Linked DNA regions of Mus musculus: all the other regions are linked to region 3. Evidence: chromatin loops called from intact Hi-C (ENCODE). Cell type or tissue: heart. All regions are shown on one strand. Each heading gives the region's core, and the rest is flanking DNA. Links, peaks and the distances in the headings are about the cores only.

Region 1 (5,000 bases), core at 1-5,000, 200 kb before region 3:
GCTTGTGAGATGGCTCAGTGGATTAAGGCACCTTTTGCCAAGTCTGCAGACCTAAGTTTGATCCTTCAGACCCACGGGGTAGGAGAAAACTAGCCCCCAAAAGTTGTCCTTTGACCTCCACATACACGCTGTGATGACTCTTCTTGGTTGTCAACTTGACTATATCTGGAATTAACTAAAAACTCAAACAGTGGGACACACCTGGGAAGGGTTTTTGTTAACTGGATTATTTGAGGTAGGAAGACCCACTTAAATCCAGGTCGCTTGAGGTCAAAAGCCTCACCCTAAATTTAGACCCCAGCTTATTCTGACGACAGCCTGTACAAAGGATGATCTGACAGCCTGTACAAAGGATAATCTGACAGCCTGTACAAAAGATGATCTGACAGCCTGTACAAAGGATGATCTGACAACAAAGAAGCTTCTGTGTGCTTGCCTCGCTGGCAAGGCCATCCCTTCACTGGTATTGCAGTGCAGGCCTTGCTGGCAAGGCCACCCCTTCACTGGTATTGCAGTGCGGGCCTCATTGGCAAGGCCACCCCTTCACTGGTATTGCAGTGGGGGCCTCACTGGCAAGGCCATCACTTCGCTGGTATTGCAGTGCAGGCCTCGCTGGCAAGGCCATCCCTTCACTGGTATTGCAGTGCACGCCTTGCTGGCAAGGCCATCCCTTCACTGGTATTGCAGTGGGGGCCTTGCTGGGAAGACCATCCCTTCACTGGTATTACAGTGGGGGCCTCACTGGCAAGGCCATCCCTTCACTGGTATTGCAGTGGGGGCCTTGCTGGGAAGACCATCCCTTCACTGGTATTGCAGTGGGACATCCAATCTCCTGGGCTGAACGACTACTGGATTCCTGGACTTTCTGTCAGGAGACTGATTTGTTGGACTAGCCCAATCATAGCCTGTAAATCATTCTAATATATCCCATTTATAAAGATATATCTTTATCTTTATAAATTCCATACACATACACACACACACACACACACACACACACGCACACACACAATCAGTCGGTTCCTCTTGAGAACTCTAACATACATACAGCATGCATACTGTAAAATGAAGGACGAAGAGTCTCCTGATTATGTAGTAACATTCCTGATAAGTGAAGATGGAGGACAGCTGTAAGAGCAAGTGACCCCAAAGAAACCCTACCCTTTGCCACAACCTCTTGTGTTAACTAGTAACACATGATCAGATAGAAAAAGAAAAATATACATCAAGATTGATAAATGGTAGTCGATGAATTATAAAAACCAAAATATTTACTAAGCTGCAGAAAACTGTAATTTACACGTTCAAGATTTAAATCTTTAAAGAACTCACTGTTCTTCAATACTTACAATTATTTTTACTAATCTTAATTTCACACATTAAGTAAAGTAAAAACCTAAAGTGGTCTAAACTTCCATACTTTTTGAAATATTGGAACTATAAGTTCCTATTACAATAATCGGCTAAGAGTCTGGAAATGTTAGCGTCTAAGGCTATCAGCGCTGTGAGTGGGGATGCTGACTGAGAATCACATCTAAGGACAACACTCTAGATGACTCTTGCACCCTGGGTACCTCACCTGACATCATGGCAGCCAATAAACAACACTAGAGTACGTAAGAACTTGTCCAATTATAAATCGCAGGCAAAATTCAGAGTCATCCAAAAGAGGAAACATTACCTTTTAACAATGACAGGTGAAGGTGGGACCTCTCGCCACCACTCTTGACTCTCTGGCAGAGCTCAGGCAGCAGCTTTTTCCACCACAGAATCTATCTTATGGAAAATAAATCCATTTTAGTTTGATGCACTTGATCCCCAGCTTCCTCGTGAGAGTAAGGAGGCGGTGCAGAAGAGAGCACACAGAAAAACTACATCCTTTACTTAAGGAAGCACCTCTGTTATAACAAGGATTTAATCCCCCGCAGCGAGGCTCCTGATGAAACTTAAAACAAAAGGCAGGCCTGCAACTAGCGGTACACATGTTCACATTATTTATTTTCAACGCAAAATGTGGATACGCCTTCCCTTTTTTCGTGGTTGTCAAGAAGTGGGGGAAAAAGAAAAATGCTAAAGCTGAAATTGGTCTAGCTGGTAAATTAAAGACCAAATATAGAGATGGAATCTTCCCCACCACACACTGACCCCCACACCTTAAGTTATCAGTGATCTTATCTGAACAAAAGACCTCTCCAGAAATGAGATAAATCATCCTCATGTATTTTAATAGCATCTACAAGTACTCGAAATGTCTACCACTGGAGCTGGAGAGATGGCTCAGTGAGTAAGAGCACTGACTGCTCCTGAGTTCCAATTCCAGCAACCACATGGTGGCTCACCACCATCCCTAATGAGATCTGGCGCCCTCTTCTGGAGTGTCTGAAGACAGCTACAGTATACTTATATATAATAAATGAATCTTAAGAAAAAGAAATGTCTACCATTAAACATACACGTTCCTTCGACGCACAGCCCTGTAAAGCTAGACTAACATAAACAGCCCTCATTCTGCAGATAAGCCAAGCAAAGTACCAAACCTCCTCTCCACTGATCAAGGCTAGAAGCACAATCTGAAACACATACCCAGTGATCTTCCTTCAGTTCCTGATTAGCATACGCAATGACGGCCTCTGGGCATCTCTCTAGCAACGTGTCTATGCACTGTTCATACTCTTGTAAGCGTGTATGGCAGAGAGCATGAGTACTGAGGCCGGCAACAGTGTCTTCTGAGAGTGGCTCCAAAAACGGAATAATGGAGGCTACGTCCAATGAAGGGCTACAGATGAGAGACTATGAAGAGAAAGATGAAAGGTTATGGAATGAAGCATCCCAAATGAAAACACAACATACAGCATATTCTCTTTCAAAATAATAAAATCCCACTTTGCCAAAAAAGGAAAGAGAATACAATTTTAGAAAACATGAATATGGCCCTGGAATACTTGAACTGAAGTACTAGATAATCTTAAATTCAATTCTACTTTAAATTCTACTTTATAAATTCTACCTTTTTGTTTGTTTGTTTGTTTGTTTACTACAAAGCAATCATCATTAATTGGAACTCTAACCTAAGGATATGAACATGTCAGAGATTTATGCCCCATAATGTCTGATTTACAACACTGAAAGACCATGGGGGGTTTGCATGGAGAGAGAGAAAGAGAGAGAGAGAGAGAGAGAGAGAGAGAGAGAGAGAGAGGAAGAGAGAGAGGGAGAGAGAGGAAGAGAGAGAGGGAGAGAGAGACTGTCCTCACTAGCACTGTCACTTTAAACACGTAAGCATGTCAGTGCACTGACTGCCCTTATTAGTTTAGTCTGTAGCATGTCTTGATTGCTAATTGTTGGAGAACTCAGCAGCAGTTCTCTGAGCAACTGGTCCTTGGCTGGATAAGCAAGCTGGCTCACCAACTCAGCTACTACCCAGTTACTACTGTGAACTGCTAGAGCTGGTGAAGGGACCAGCCCAGCAGATCCAAAGCTGCAAGATTTCCATGACACAGGGCAACAACAGCATATCCGAGAGGAGTCCTGGTGAGGTTCTAGTACTGATAGTGCAGCAAAAGCCAGAGGCCTCAAACCAGACCAATGACAATGAACATTTGCAAATAAAGATGTGTAGACAAAAGGCTATAGTGTGTGACACGCCATACACTACAGCTTCCATGATGAGGTGTCTTCCATGCCCACCTCCTTTTTCTGTTTGTTTGTTTTTTTATCTTTTGGGGGAAGGCTGCAAGGGCAGAGGATAGATACGAAGGAACAGGGGCGATGAGTAGTATTGGGGTGCATGATGTGAAATTCACAAAGAATCAATAAAAAGTTACAAAAAAGAAAAAAAGCCAGGTAATCATGAGCGTAGGGTGAACTAGCAAGCAGCATCAGTCACGGGGTCTGCTGTGCTTCCTTGGCTGTGAGTGAGTTCCCTAACTGGAGGTAACGCTACACAGAAGGCCGTTGTGTCTTCAGGTTCCTGCCTGGGCTCCTCCCCTGACCTCTCGAAACCACAGACGATGACCAGGAAGTTTAGGCCAAACGCATCCTTTCCTCTCCTAAGGTGCTAACTAGAACAATAACCACAAAGAAAATGTAATGTATTTTTGAGAAGTGATTGTACTATGAGGAAGGCTGATGACCCGAGTTCATTCCCTGAGACCAAGATGACAGAAGAGAGAAGTGAGCTTCCCACGTTTCCCTCTGCGTGGCAAACATCTCAGTCTGTGCCATGTGTCTTAATCTCACTGCTCCCTCAATCAATAGCAGCACAATTTCCTTCTAACGTGATTGTTTAGCAACACCACCTCCCACGGACTAATGACAGGCATTACTTCAATGGTCACATATTTACTATAGTATTTTCCTTTTAAGCAACTTTACTATTTTTTTTTCTTTTTTTTTTTTTTATTTTCTTTTTTTTTTTCTTTTTTTTTTTTCCATTTTTTATTAGGTATTTCGCTCATTTACATTTGCAATGCTATACCAAAAGTCCCCCATAGCCACCCACCCCCTCTCCCCTACCCACCCACTCCCCTTTTATGGCCCTGGCGTTCCCCTGTACTGGGGCATATAAAGTTTGCGTGTCCAATGGGCCTCTCTTTCCAGTGATGGCCGACTAGGCCATCTTTTGATGCATATGCAGCTAGAGTCAAGAGCTCCGGGGTACTGGTTAGTTCATAATGTTGTTCCACCTATAGGGTTGCAGATCCCTTATTTTTTAACTTTCACATTCTATAGCACTTTTTATTCTACCATCAAAATATTCTCCATTTTCTGTTCTTCTGTAAGAGATATAATTATTTCTTAATCCCTCTATCTTCTTTTGCTACAGTATCATCTCAGAGTTACAGGATGACCTGGAACATCCTCTATACACTACTAATCAGCATCATTATTTTATTCCAAATGTCTACCAAGGAGTAGCCAGGAAAATAAGGTTGGTATATTTTCTTATCCCAAACTAAATATTTTATCTGGATAATTTCCTGGTAGTAAAATAGGGAGGA
Region 2 (5,000 bases), core at 1-5,000, 130 kb before region 3:
TATAGCTTTAAAAATTTTTTTTTAGGTCTAGGAATATGATTCAGTGGTAGAACACTTCAATAATGTATTATATTTTGTTTCATTTTTAATATTCATTGTAGTACTGGGAACTGTCTGCTAGGCAAGTGTTCTGCCACTGAGGTGAGGCACACAGCCAGGTCTGGGAAGTTTTAATACTGTTTGGTATTTTAGTTAGTTCCTACTGCTTAATTTCCTTTTACTTGGTTATTTTATTCCTAATGTTTGGAAATGATAGCTTTAGGGTCGAGTTTGGAGAACGCATGGGGCTCTGGAAGAGCTGGACCAAGCTATAGTAGGCCGGCTCATGTGGCAGTACAGATGACAACTGACCAGGTAAGCTTTTTGTGGTTGGTTGCTTTGGTTTTGAGTCAAGGTCTCATGCAGGCTTAACCTCAGGAGTCACTATCTAACTGAGCATGGCCTTGAACTCTGGTCCTCCTGCCTCGGCCTCAAATACTGAGATTACAAAAGCTTATCACCTCTGCTGCCACTGATACACTCTTATTTTGTACTGTAATGTAAATTTTTAGTGCTAAAGGTTGCTGTTTAAAAGAATAGGTTGAATATCTATGTGCTGGTATTAGTAATCTTTAGGTATATTGTTTAAGGTATAATGAAAACTTGTATAACAAATAGAATGTAGATATTCATTTGCAGACATAGTCTAAAAAGGCAGTGATAAGGGATATATTCATCCCTTTTAATTCTGGAACCATCCAGCCTCTTATATAAAAAGCATTGTCTTTGCACATGCTATGTATTTTAAACAATTTCTAAATTAATTTTCTGCCATAATTTACATTATAAATCTGCTATAAGTATAAAAGATATATAGTAGTTATACCATATTGGTTATGAAATAATGGCAAGAGAAATGTATGTATACAGACTCAGTATAAACATATCCTGTGTGACTATTGTTGCTTAGCTAGATCTATGAAAAGGAAGGTAGATTCACATATATACAACTATACATTCATAAAATGGATATGATTATATATATAATTTTTGTTTGAAACTTTTAGAATGTCCAAAGTAGTGATAAAAAACACTAGAATGTGACAACTATTTTCTTTACAAAAAGGTTGCAAATACAATCTTAAAAAAACTTAACTTAAAAATTTTGGTATATTCTACTTTTTTGCCTGATTTATTCAATGTGTTGTTACACCAAGTTACTCCAAAAGAATATATACAGTTTTTGTTAATGTTAATATAGATTATTTAGACAATAACATTAAAACATTTTCATGACTGTGTATCCACTAATGGTTTTTGACAGTAGCACTAAACCATTTTATATCTGTCTATCCATTAGTGAGATTCTTTTTCTCTCCCAGTTGGTTTTTCCTCAATGTTCAAAGGGCATGGGCCTGTGCTTTGTGGGCAAGCTGTCTTCTAGGTGGCTGCTATGTATTCATATGCTAATTTTAAGAAATGATAAGACATACCGTGTAAGTTACATTAAAACTGAACTAGATTGGGCTGGAGAGATGGCTCAGTGGTTAAGAGCACTGACTGCTCTTCCAGAGGTCCTGAGCTCAATTCCCAGCAACCACATGGTGGCTCACAACCATCTGTAATGGGATCTGATGCCCTCTTCTGGTGTGTCTGAAGAGAGCAACAGTGTACTCACACATATAAAAACAAACAAACAACCCCCCCCCAAAAAAAAACAACTGAGCTAGATCAGTTTTAATGGTCAGCTAAATTAGTGTAATAATGAAGTTGTCCTATTAGCCTGACGTTTTATAGAACATAGCAAGTTAGATGTATCTAGTAGGTCTCCCAAAAATAGACTCAATGCTAAAAAGAATAACAGAATTTTAATCGCAGAAAGAACCTTGGCTGTTTAGTTTATTTCATATTCTTGATTTTATGAAGGTAAGACAGGCCATATCTATGCCTAAACATGCAGAGTCACTTGTGACAGGACTGTGATTGGCACCTTAGAGCGTCATCACTGTCCTTTCAGTAGCATTAGGACTGGGCCTGGTAAATGCTGGGACCAGTGCTCTCTCTGCAGGCTGTATCCTTGCTCCTTTATAACTTTTGTGTATGTTCATATAAAATGAGTGCATTTACTTCTATAGAAAAATTACCTTATATGTTTGTTAGTGAGTGGTGGGATATCTCAGATACTTATTTTATGTACCTCTGAGCATTTGACTTGTTCAATGAGATGATTTTAAATCTATACGTTACATAGTATTTATACTTTAATAGGTTTGTTCAGCATTTATTATTTTTTAACTGTAGCTCAAAACGGAATTTGACAAATTATTTGAAGATTTAAAAGAAGATGATAGAACTGTTGAAATGGAACCAGCTGAGGTACTGAACTTGTATATTTAAAAAAATTATTTCTGTATATGTTGTATAAAGTTTTTTTTTAAAAGATTTATTTATTTTATGTATATGAGTACACTTTCTGTATATGTTATATAAAGTTTTTTTTAAAAGATTTATTTATTTTATGTATATGAGTACACTTTCTGTATATGTTGTATAAAGTTTTTTTTTTTAAAGATTTATTTATTTTATGTATATGAGTACACGTAGCTATCTTCAGACATGCCAGAAGAGGGCATCGGATCCCATTACTGATAGTTGTGAGCCACCATGTGGTTGCTGGGAATTGAATTTAAAACCTCTGGAAGAACAGTCACACACACACACACACACACACACACACACACACACACACACAGACAGAGTTTTTTTTTTTTTTTTCTTTCTTTCTTTTTTTTTTCCTGAGACAGGATTTCTCTGTGTAGCCTTGGCTGTCCTGGAACTCACTCTGTGGACCAGGCTGGCCTCGAACTCAGAAATTCGCCTGCCTCTGCCTCCCAAGTGCTGGGATTAAGGGCGTGCCCCACCATGGCTACACACACAGTTCTTAATATGAGAGAAAATATGTAATGTAGGTCTGGTTTTCTTTCTAGGCCTGGCCTTTTCCACAAAATAATGACCAAATTCCATCTATTTTTCTATAAGACATGATTTTGGCTGAATAAATAATATGGCTGAATAAAACTCTACTCTGTAAATATACTGCCTTTTATTTCTATTAATTTATTGATGGCACCTAGGCTGATTATAAAATTTATTTTATTAATTTATATGTGTACACTGTAGCTGTCTTCAGACATATCAGAAGAGGGCATCAGATCCCATTACAGATGGTTGTGAGCCACCATGTGGTTGCTGGGAATTGAACTCAGGACCTCTAGAAGAATAGTGTTGTTTTTTTGTTTGTTTGTTTTGTTTTGTTTTTCTGTTTTTTCGATTTTTTGAGACAGGGTTTCTCTGTATAGCCCTGGCTGTCCTGGAATTTACTCTGTAGACCAGGCTGGCCTTGAACTCAGAAATCCGACTGCCTCTGCCTCCTGAGTGCTGGGATTAAAGGCGTGCACCACCACACCCGGCAAGAATGGTGTTCTTAACCATTGACCCATTTCTCTAGTCCTGGCTATCTGTGTTTTGGTTTTTTTTTTTAAGAAATGTCTGTTTTCTTCATTTACTCATTTGCTGATAGACAAGTACTTTCAGAAAATGATTCCAGAAACTCAAAAAATCATTCCTGGAACTGACCAGTGGTGTGCATACAAAGCTTCTGCATAGACAAGGAAGGAGTTGATGGGCTGCAGAGATAGAACACCGGGGCAATCTCTGCCAGCTCCATGTCCGGGTCGGGGTCTGTTGCTCTGTAGGGAATTTAAAGAACTCAAAGATATAGCAATGATTACAATGTAAAGCTTCAGCATTGTCAACTGCCTTGGTAATTTATACATTTACCACTGCAAGAAGATAGCTTTTCCAGGTTCTCCTTATGAAAAAGGACTGATTATCTTTCTCTTTATGATGTTATATTTGTAGGCTATTGAAACACCGTTGCTTCCACACCAAAAACAAGCTCTAGCTTGGATGATCGCACGAGAGAACAGTAAAGAACTACCACCATTCTGGGAACAGCGCAATGACTTATATTATAATACAATAACAAATTTTTCTGTGAAGGAACGACCGGAAAATGTTCATGGAGGAATTTTAGCGGATGATATGGGTTTGGTAATCTTTTTTTCTATAGTTAGAAAAATCTTACAATTACGATTTTGTAGAAAGAAAATTTTAAGCTGAAAGAAGGGTATCAGCTTGGGCTTGCTTTCAGTGTAGATAGAAAATACATTTTGTTTGTTTGTTTGTTTGGGGTTTTTTTTTTTTCCCTTTTTATCTTGTTTTTCTTTAAAAATAGGTTCTACTAGGGAACCAACAGATGGGTCAAATAACAAAGAATGGTTAAAAATGAGTAACAGAATACACCAACATTAATGAGTGTAAAAACTCATTTCCAATTTTCTTTTCTTGTGGAAATTCATGACAACCTGCCTTTCATAGGGTTTTTAAAAAGTAAAGTTTGGTGATAGCAAAATCTGTCACCATCCCATAGTTGTAAGAAACAGTAGTAAGTAGAGTAAGGCTGAGTCACTTCAAACTGAGGAGCCTGCACCTAATTTTCTGTTTTAAAAAAGAAGTCCTTTGGTAGTGGTAGCAATACTGACAAGAGAGAAAGAATAGTCTAACAGCCTCTTGTAACCCAAATAACTGTACCGATCTATGTATTTCTTGCTGTGACTGCTGCACGTCTGCTTGGCCAAGAGAGGCATCCTCAGATATCGAACAAAACAAGAAAATAAAATCTTTCTTAAGGATTATGCTTGATGATCGCACAGACTGAGGTTATCAAGTGGGAGGACCTAGGCTAGGACAAGGTGTCTCTGTTCCTTCCTCCAGGTCCCCTTACTACTAGAGTATGGACACTGGCCTCATGGCTTGGCTTTCCGTATAACCCCAATTTCAGTGTTACTAGGTGTGGCAAAAAGTTTAGAAACAGTAATACATATACTGAGAAGTTTGACCCGAGTCATGAAAAGTCAAGCAAGAGCCATGAGAAGTCAGATGGTAGCCAGATGAAACAA
Region 3 (7,972 bases), core at 1,813-6,812:
AGGGTTTTTGTTTGTTTGTTTGGTTTGGTTTGGTTTGGTTTGGGTTTTTTTGGCAGTTTGTGCACAGTTGAAAGTATGTTGTATAGAAAGACCAGGAAGTATAGATAGGTTTGGCTTAGCCAGCAGCTCCAAGAGCCGCCCATGTCTTCTTGTCCCTGACTTTAGGAATTCATGAAATCATGCGGTTTGGGGTATTTCTTTATCAGGTCGTCTGAAAGTAAACAACACTCATTTTCTGAAAAATTGAAATCAAATGTTTCATGCCTTTCAACACAGGCTCCATATGTACTGTTAAGCATAAAACTGTGTGTAATCTGAAAAGGTAATTTATGAAAATCTCTGTCTGCTCTCCCCTGTCTAATTTACATAATAGTGGTGAATTCAATGAGCTAACATCATAAAATGTACACTTTAGGAACTTACATTTAATCAATATCATTGAATTCTAATCATTTTCTTTTTTCCCTGGTTGTTTTTGACATAAGAATCTGCTCAGGGCTGGGGAGATAAACTACCCACCTGAGTTTTCCCAGGATTTACATAAGAAAAGCAGGACCCAGTGGGCTCTGGCAGCAGAGGTGGGGTTGGCTGGTCTCTAGGGCTTACTGGCTAGCAACTTAGCCTACATGGTGAGCTTCCAGACAATGAGCGAGGAGGTTCTGTCTTCAGAACTGTGTTTGGACAACTTTTTTTCTAAGGAATAACACGTGAAGCTTTCCTTTGGCCACTATATCCACAGGCACCAATGTACCACGCACACATGTTTACCTGTACACTTAAATGTGCACATATGTGCACATACGCACATATGCAATCTACACAAAAATCTACAACTACTTTTATTTGTAACAACTCTTGCGTAATAGATGCTGTGGATTTAGTATAACAGGTCAGTATAAACAATACAAGCAAAATATTGGCAGGTGGTCAGAGGAGCCAGCACTGAGTTCTCCAGACATGGTCTAATCATCAAATCAAACTGTCCTAAGAGGCTTCTCATTGCATTTCTCTAGATCGTCACTAAGATCATTGCTGATCGTTATTTTCGTAAGTAAGCCAGGGGAGAGCAACACTCTCAGAGCTTTGCAATTGTCTTCCAGTTTGGTTTCCAGGTGCTTTGAACTTATGCTACCCTGTTAGAACACTCTGAAGTCAAGTGAGTACTTCTAGAATAAATCCAAGACATTGAGTGACTGAAGGATCACATCTTGTTAGAATCAGAAGTAAATTCTAAGCTCAATTGTCTGCTTTGAACCTCCTTTATAACAGATGAGGGGAAGCCATGGGAAGCACAACACAATTTAAAACCAGTCAAGGCAATCCAGCATTGGCATTAGCCTGTCTATTGCATTTTGAATGGTTAGTACTGATGTGTTGACTTTTAATTTACCAATATCCAGAATCATAAAATTAAAGTTGTGGGCAGAGTACAGAACAAAGTGATAGTAAAAAATCAACATTTATTTTTCCCGTTTCTAGGTACTATTTCTAGGCACTGTTCTAGGTACTATTTCTAGGTACTGTTGTAGGTACTATTTCTAGGTACTGTTCTAGGTACTGTTGTAGGAACTATTTCTAGGTACTGTTCTAGGTACTATTTCTAGATACTGTTCTAGGTACTATTTCTAGGCACTGTTCTAGGTACTATTTCTAGGTACTGTTGTAGGTACTATTTCTAGGTACTATTTCTAGGTACTGTTCTAGGTACTATTTCTAGGTACTGTTCTGATTCTCACAATTCTGATTGGCTTCTCCCTGATCATCACTTTTCATCTCATCTTCTAATTTTGTGTCATGCTCAGGCTGCTCTTTGAGTCTACTCTAAAGACGTCTCATGTTTGTACTAACGTAAGGTCACACTTTTTGTCAAAGGGTCTTGTCACAACAAATCTGCCCTGTAATTCTATGGAGACTGTTGATGAACATCCTTAGCAGGTGTAGATCCTAATTTTGTGTCTCTAGCTGTACTTAGTTTTTGAGAATGAGCAAGGGTTCTCCACCATTCAGACACTGGATTTAATACTGATTTTTTTTTCTTTTTATTCTGTAGACTGGAGAGGTGACCTGGTTCCCTCACTTGTCTTTAATGCCTTTTTTTTTTAAAGGTTTATTGTTAGTTTTCCCAGCCTAGTGTTGAATTGATAGAAAAGTGATTTCTCCTTATCATTCGCACTGTTTAGATTGCAGGTAGTGCCATGATGTCTGACTCTGGAGTATGCTCAAATATCCTGTGTTCTCCCAAATAGATGATAGATGGGACAAGGTAGTTAAAGTGAGATGGAGGAGAAGACCTCGTCCGCATGCAAACCTATCCTAAGATCTAGCTCCTATGTGAGTCTATGGATTACTCAGGTTAGAGGTGACCGTGTCAGACCTTAGACACCCCAGGTCAGGGACCAGAATTCAGTCACTGAGATTACCTGACAGCTCAGCATGTCACAGATCTTCATTTAGGTAGGCGAAGGCTATTACAATCCAGAAGGACTAGGAGATAGGTCCCTGAGACCAGTGGTTTTGATTTGATACGAGAGGAGGGTGAGAGGAGGGATGTAATTGGTACAGGGCATGGGACCATGTTTAGATTTGTTGGAAGAAGAGCTTGATCAGAAAGGACCAGGCCACAGGAGGCAACACCCTGAGTGTGTTTTAGAAACATAGTAACTCAGTTAATTTCTGGTCTGCATTCACTACAATATTCTAGGTTGCTGATGTCTCCCCCATAAAAGAAATCTGACGAGCCACGAGGAACCTGTTTGAGAAGATTACTCTTCTTTTAAGATAAGAATGCTTTTCCTGGCCAGAAACTCAGCCTGTGTTTAGAAGCTGTTGTGTATGGCATAAATTAATTCTTTATACAATTGATGCAAGTTGGCAGATCTGAAATTTGAACTTAGTTTTTTTCTGGTTCAAGAAGCAATATGAGTAACTCAAACAAGAAAATTTAGAGATATTTGGCAAGGAAATAAATCTTGGGAGGTGACAGAGTAGAAGGGAGATGATCAAAACCAAGCAAATGCCATCAGCCAGGCGGAGTGGATTTTAACTGAAAGGGAAGTGCTCGTGCTTGTAGTTCCTTATCTAAAATCCACCGGCTCGGTGGAAACGTCCGAAGCCCTCACATGAGTCACATGACAACGGGAATTGGCACAAGAAATAGGCCACAGACTTTTGCTTGGAAATCATAGTCAAGGGTGAAGCTATGAAGAAAGCTTGTCATGTGGCAACAAGCCTCCTCCTGCGGGGGAGAAAGAAACGGGAGCCAGTGTATGAAGAAAGGTGATTAGATGTTTGACCATAACATAAACGGAGGGAACTTAGGTGAGTCTCTGGATCTCATTGTCTTTGTCCATGGGCATTTCTAACAGTAATTGTTCCATGCTTGTCTCCACAAGGTGTCCAAGCCCAGGGGGCCTCTGAGGCTGAGGGAGGACGGTCTAGAGATCTACTGCCTGGGTTCTCTCGCAGACCAGTGGGCTAGAGATCCAGGTGGGATGGAGTTCATCCTTGTTTCCCATTAACCTAGACACCAAGGCAATGCAAGTCACCATGAAGGCTAGCTGTGGAGGCTAGTTGTCTGGAGAAGTCAGCTCATTACTGTGCCTATAAATACACTGTATAAATTACAGGTTTGTTTATACATGTAACTGTGGTCTTACTATCTTCCTCACCTGTCTTAATAGACCAGAGAAAACTCAGCCTTAGTGTTATATAACTGCAAAGTATGCACTGGACAAACTGGCTGATGACAATCTTTCAATCTTGAGCATATTATACAGGTAATTTGGGGGTTTCATATGAGTCCGGTATGAAGTGGATGTCACAGAATCCTTGTATTTTCTTTATGAAAGATTCCATCTTTTTCTTATGCAGATGAAAGTCTTTGTAGAACCACATGGTCCCCGTCTTCAGTTTTACCTATCTTTTTCATTGGGAAAGCGATGATCACTCAAAAAAAAAAAAAAAAATTCATCCAGCTTTTTAGCTTCTCTCAAATTCTGAAGGTTTTAGCAAAAAAAAAAAAAAAAAAAAACAAACAAACAAACAAACAAAAACAACAACAACAACAAAACAACAAAACAAAACAAAACAAAATAATACAAAACAAAACGGGCCTGACAAGGTTTAGGAGTTGAGTAGCAGCGCCACCTTGTGGTTCAGATCTGCCACTGTTGGACGCTATTCCCACCAAGGCGTGACTGAGTGATTTGCTGAGTTTGGGGATAAAGTCTCTAAAGATGCAGTGGGGTCATGCGAGTGAGACCCTGGTCTGGTAGAAGTGAGAAAATAATTTTTTGCTGTCTATAGTATTTTGTTATTTCAGCTTAACCATAATAAAATACTAGTCTCACTTTGAATGTAACTTCTGTGGGTATTTGCGAGTCTGGTCTATGAACGTGGAAGTTAAGAGCAGCGAAGATCCTTTTCCTTTGCTTTGTGTGCTGGCAGAGACAGAAAGAATTTTTAATAAAGGCCCTGGCATGGGAGGTGCACAGGCTGATGCCAACGGACAGAACTGGCAATGGCTAGGATATTAAGTACAACAGTGCTGCTTGTGAGGCAAGAGCTGTCTTTACTTAACACTTATATTTTATGTATGTATGTTTGGCCTGCATGAACATACACCATGTCGTGCAGTGCCACAGACACCGGAAGAGGAACTGTGGTTACAGAGGGTGGTGAGCTGCAGGTGGGCGCTGAGAATAGAACCTGGGTCCCCTGGAAAAGCAGGCAATGGAATCTTCCCCAAAAAGTGTAAAACTGTGCAAAATGTATATATATTTACATATAAAAATGTATATTAAGAGAGAGAGGATAACAATCTCTCTCTTAAGAGAGTTCATTCTCAAGGGTAGTTTTATATGACTTCCTTTCTGGAAACGGTCACTTCTTATTTCTTTGTTATACGGGAAGACCTAATGGAAGGCCTTTTAGGATTCTGGAGCAAAGATCTGAAGCATCATTTGATATACGTAAAGATCTCCTCATCCCCGAGGAACTCCTCACTGGGGAGAACCAGATCTTGGGAACCAGCATTGAGCATGAGAATACACAGCATTACAAGACCAACCCATTATGTCATGGTTTGCATATGCTTGGCCCAGGGAGTAGCCTGTCGGGAGGTGTGGCCCTGTTGGAGTAGGTGCAGCCTTGTGGGTGTGAGCTTTTATACCGACATCCTAGCTGCCTGAGAGCCAGTATTCTGCTAGCAGCTTTCAGATGAAGATGTAGAACTCTCAGCTCCTCCTGCACCATGCCTGCCTGCATGCTGCCATGTTCCCACCTTGACAATGGACTGAACCTCTGAACCTATAAGCAGCCCCAATTAAATGTTATTCTTATAAGAGTTGCCTTGGTCATGGTGTCTGTTCACAGCAGGAAAACTCTAAGACACATTACAATGTGAATTCTTTGGAATGAATTATTGAGGACATTTTTTTTCCCGTGTTGACTCTGGTTTATAGAATATATACTGGTTATGTTTCAACATCTGGGTCTTCACAGTCTCTCTGAGCAAGACAACAGGTTACCGATTTATGTCCTGGGCCTAGTTTAACTGGGAGTAAGAGCCTCCAAAGTGTTTGTCCTTTTACCTCTTATGTTTTTGCTATGTTTATTCTTCAAGTTTGGTTTTAAGCACTCAAAGGTCTGAGAAAAGGCTAAGGTACAAAGCCCATTTGATTTCTTTTTACCTTTGATAAAACAGATCCAGCTGCAGGATAATTCTGAAGCACAAATTGCCAGTTATTGCCTATTTATTTTAAAACAAATGACTTCAATTGCCAGTGGTATTATACAAGGCCAAGATAATCTCATTTATTAAGGCTTTGGTAATTAATTGGTCCCAATTATAGAGAATACACAAGAGAGGAAATCAGCACGTCTTTTCTGGCTGGAACAAAACACCATGACCAAAAAGCAAGTTGGGAATGAAAAGTCTAGTCAGCTAACTTCCAAATTGCTGTTCGTCACCAAAGGAAGTCAGGACCGGAACTGAAGCAGTCTAAATATTGGTCTAAAAAAAACCAAACAAACAAAAATATCGTGATAAAGTGACTCTTGATGATATCCCACTGTACTCATAGATCAGTGCCTTGTTCAACCATCACCATCAGAGAAGCTTCCTCCTGAAGTAGATGGGAACAAATACAGGGATTCATAGTCCGACAATATGCAGAAAGTAAGAAATATTGGAACACTCAATCCTAAATAGGATGTTGGCATAAAATCCCTCCCCTCAGAGATGAGGGAATCCTGTGGAAGAGGAGGCAAAAAGAGTGTAACCCCAGAGAGGGTGGAAGACACTAAACACCAAGGCCCTCTAAATCAACACGAGCAAAGCTCATATGAACTCGCAAAGACTGAACTGTCATGCATAGGGCATGCACGGGCCTGCACCAAGTCCTCTGAGTCCGGACTGTAGCTTCTAGTTTACTGTTTTTATGGATTCCTGAATGTGAACCAGTGGGTCTCTGTTTGTTGTGCCTTTTCTTGATCTTTTCCTTCTGTATGTTTGTCTTGTCCAACTTTGATGTGATGGGTTTTGCTTTATCTTATTATATTTTATTTTATTATATCTTTTAAATGGGTGAATGAGTGAATGAATGAATGAATGAATGAATGAATGAATGAATGAAAACGTAGCCACAAGGGTAAAGATTAACAACGGATCTGTCACTTATACCTGCTGGGAGAAGTAAAGTCAGTTTTCTCCAGTAGAGCAACACTGGGTATATCAACCACTCAAGGACTGGCTGCATGTTCAGGAGTAGTTGGCCAACATATAAAATGGACGCCACAGCTTTCTGTGTGTGGGTGTGTTGTTTTACTTCTATTTGTTTACAGATTGATGGGTTATTTGGAGACTTTTTTTGTTTTGTTTTGGGAGTTTGGGGCTTGTAATTGTATTGTGATTTTGTTTTGTTTTGTCTTGGTTTTTTTGAGAAAGAATTTAAAGTTGGGTAGGTAGGGAGGGGAAAGACAGTGAAAGGACCTGAGAGAGAGAAAACCATTATTAAAAGTTATTTAAATATAAAATTGTTTTAAATTAGAAAACTATAATTAAAACAGAAAAAGCAATGCATATCTGAAGCCCCATCTTGGTGCAAACTGGTAATAGGGGAAATTCGGGAAAGGAAGATGGAGGCTTAAACTATAGCAAGATCCTACAGCTGAGCCTAGTGTAGGAATACAGGGAAATGATAGGAAAGGAATTATAGAGAGCCTTCATAGCTTTCTATCAGGATAGGTATGTGGGGGAGGGAGGGCCCATATTCTCTTCATCAACCTCCTCCCCACTTCATGTTCCCGTTCAGACTCAACCCTTCCATAGCTATCTATTCTATCTCTTTCCTAACAAGACCCATCTGTCCCCTCTCATCCCTAACTCCTTACCTTCTGTATTTCTGTGGATTGTAGCTTGACTATCATTGACTTCACAGCTAATATCCACATATAAGCAAATATTTATCTTTCTGAGTCAGGGATCGCTTACTTATGAGGCTTTTCCCCCGTAGATCCATCCATTTGCCTTCAACTTTCATCATTTCATCTTTTTTAAATGGCTGAGTATACTACGTTGTGTAAATATGTCACATTTTCTTTACCCCTTCTGTTGAGAGACATCTGTGTGGTTTCCAGTTTCTGACTATGATGAATAGAGCAGCAAGGATCATGATTGAGCAAGTGTCTTACTGATAGGAAGCATCTCTTGGGTATATGACCAAGAGTAGTATAGTTGGATTTTAAGGTAGATCGATTCCCAGTGTCCTGAGGAATATCCACACTGATGTCCATAGTGTCTTATGAATTTGCACTCCTTCTAGCACCCAATGAGTTTTTATTCCACATTGTCACCGGCATACGCTGTCACTTTTTTTTTGCTGTTACTAGCCATTCTAGCAGGTGTAAGACACAATCTTAAAGTAGTTTTGACTTGCATTTCCCTGGTGGCTAAGGATGGCACACGTTTCTT

Evidence for each region. Hi-C counts contacts between places; a loop is a spot of excess contacts. Peaks named below come from ENCODE experiments on the same cell type or tissue, not always from the same donor. Only the 100,000 strongest peaks of a DNase experiment are listed, where the experiment ranks them.
Region 1: it touches region 3 in a loop (4-fold over the local background); 6 of 42 quality-filtered maps call a loop at or near these places.
Region 2: a loop joins it to region 3, with 3 times the contacts of the local background. A loop is called at or near these places in 7 of 42 quality-filtered maps.

The regions. Positions count from the first base shown.
Region 1 is chr3:20,000,642-20,005,641 of GRCm38, forward strand. Hps3 (HPS3, biogenesis of lysosomal organelles complex 2 subunit 1) reads right to left here. Exons shown (of 17, transcript NM_080634.4): 15 at 2,584-2,790; 16 at 1,682-1,772. It also overlaps a transcript of Cp not described here. Among named protein-coding and RNA genes, the nearest start is that of Hps3, 32 kb to the right of the region's middle. In heart, for the core only: a CTCF peak has its summit at 2,376 (motif pointing left); no DNase peak of the experiment used is centred there.
Region 2 is chr3:20,065,066-20,070,065 of GRCm38, forward strand. It overlaps Hltf (helicase-like transcription factor), which reads left to right. Exons shown (of 25, transcript NM_009210.3): 5 at 257-354; 6 at 2,281-2,355; 7 at 3,901-4,092. Among named protein-coding and RNA genes, the nearest start is that of Hltf, 9.8 kb to the left of the region's middle. In heart, for the core only: no CTCF peak of the experiment used is centred there; no DNase peak of the experiment used is centred there.
Region 3 is chr3:20,194,956-20,202,927 of GRCm38, forward strand. No RefSeq gene overlaps it. Among named protein-coding and RNA genes, the nearest start is that of Gm31320, 23 kb to the right of the region's middle. In heart, for the core only: a CTCF peak has its summit at 4,160 (motif pointing left); no DNase peak of the experiment used is centred there; H3K27ac peaks cover 543 bases.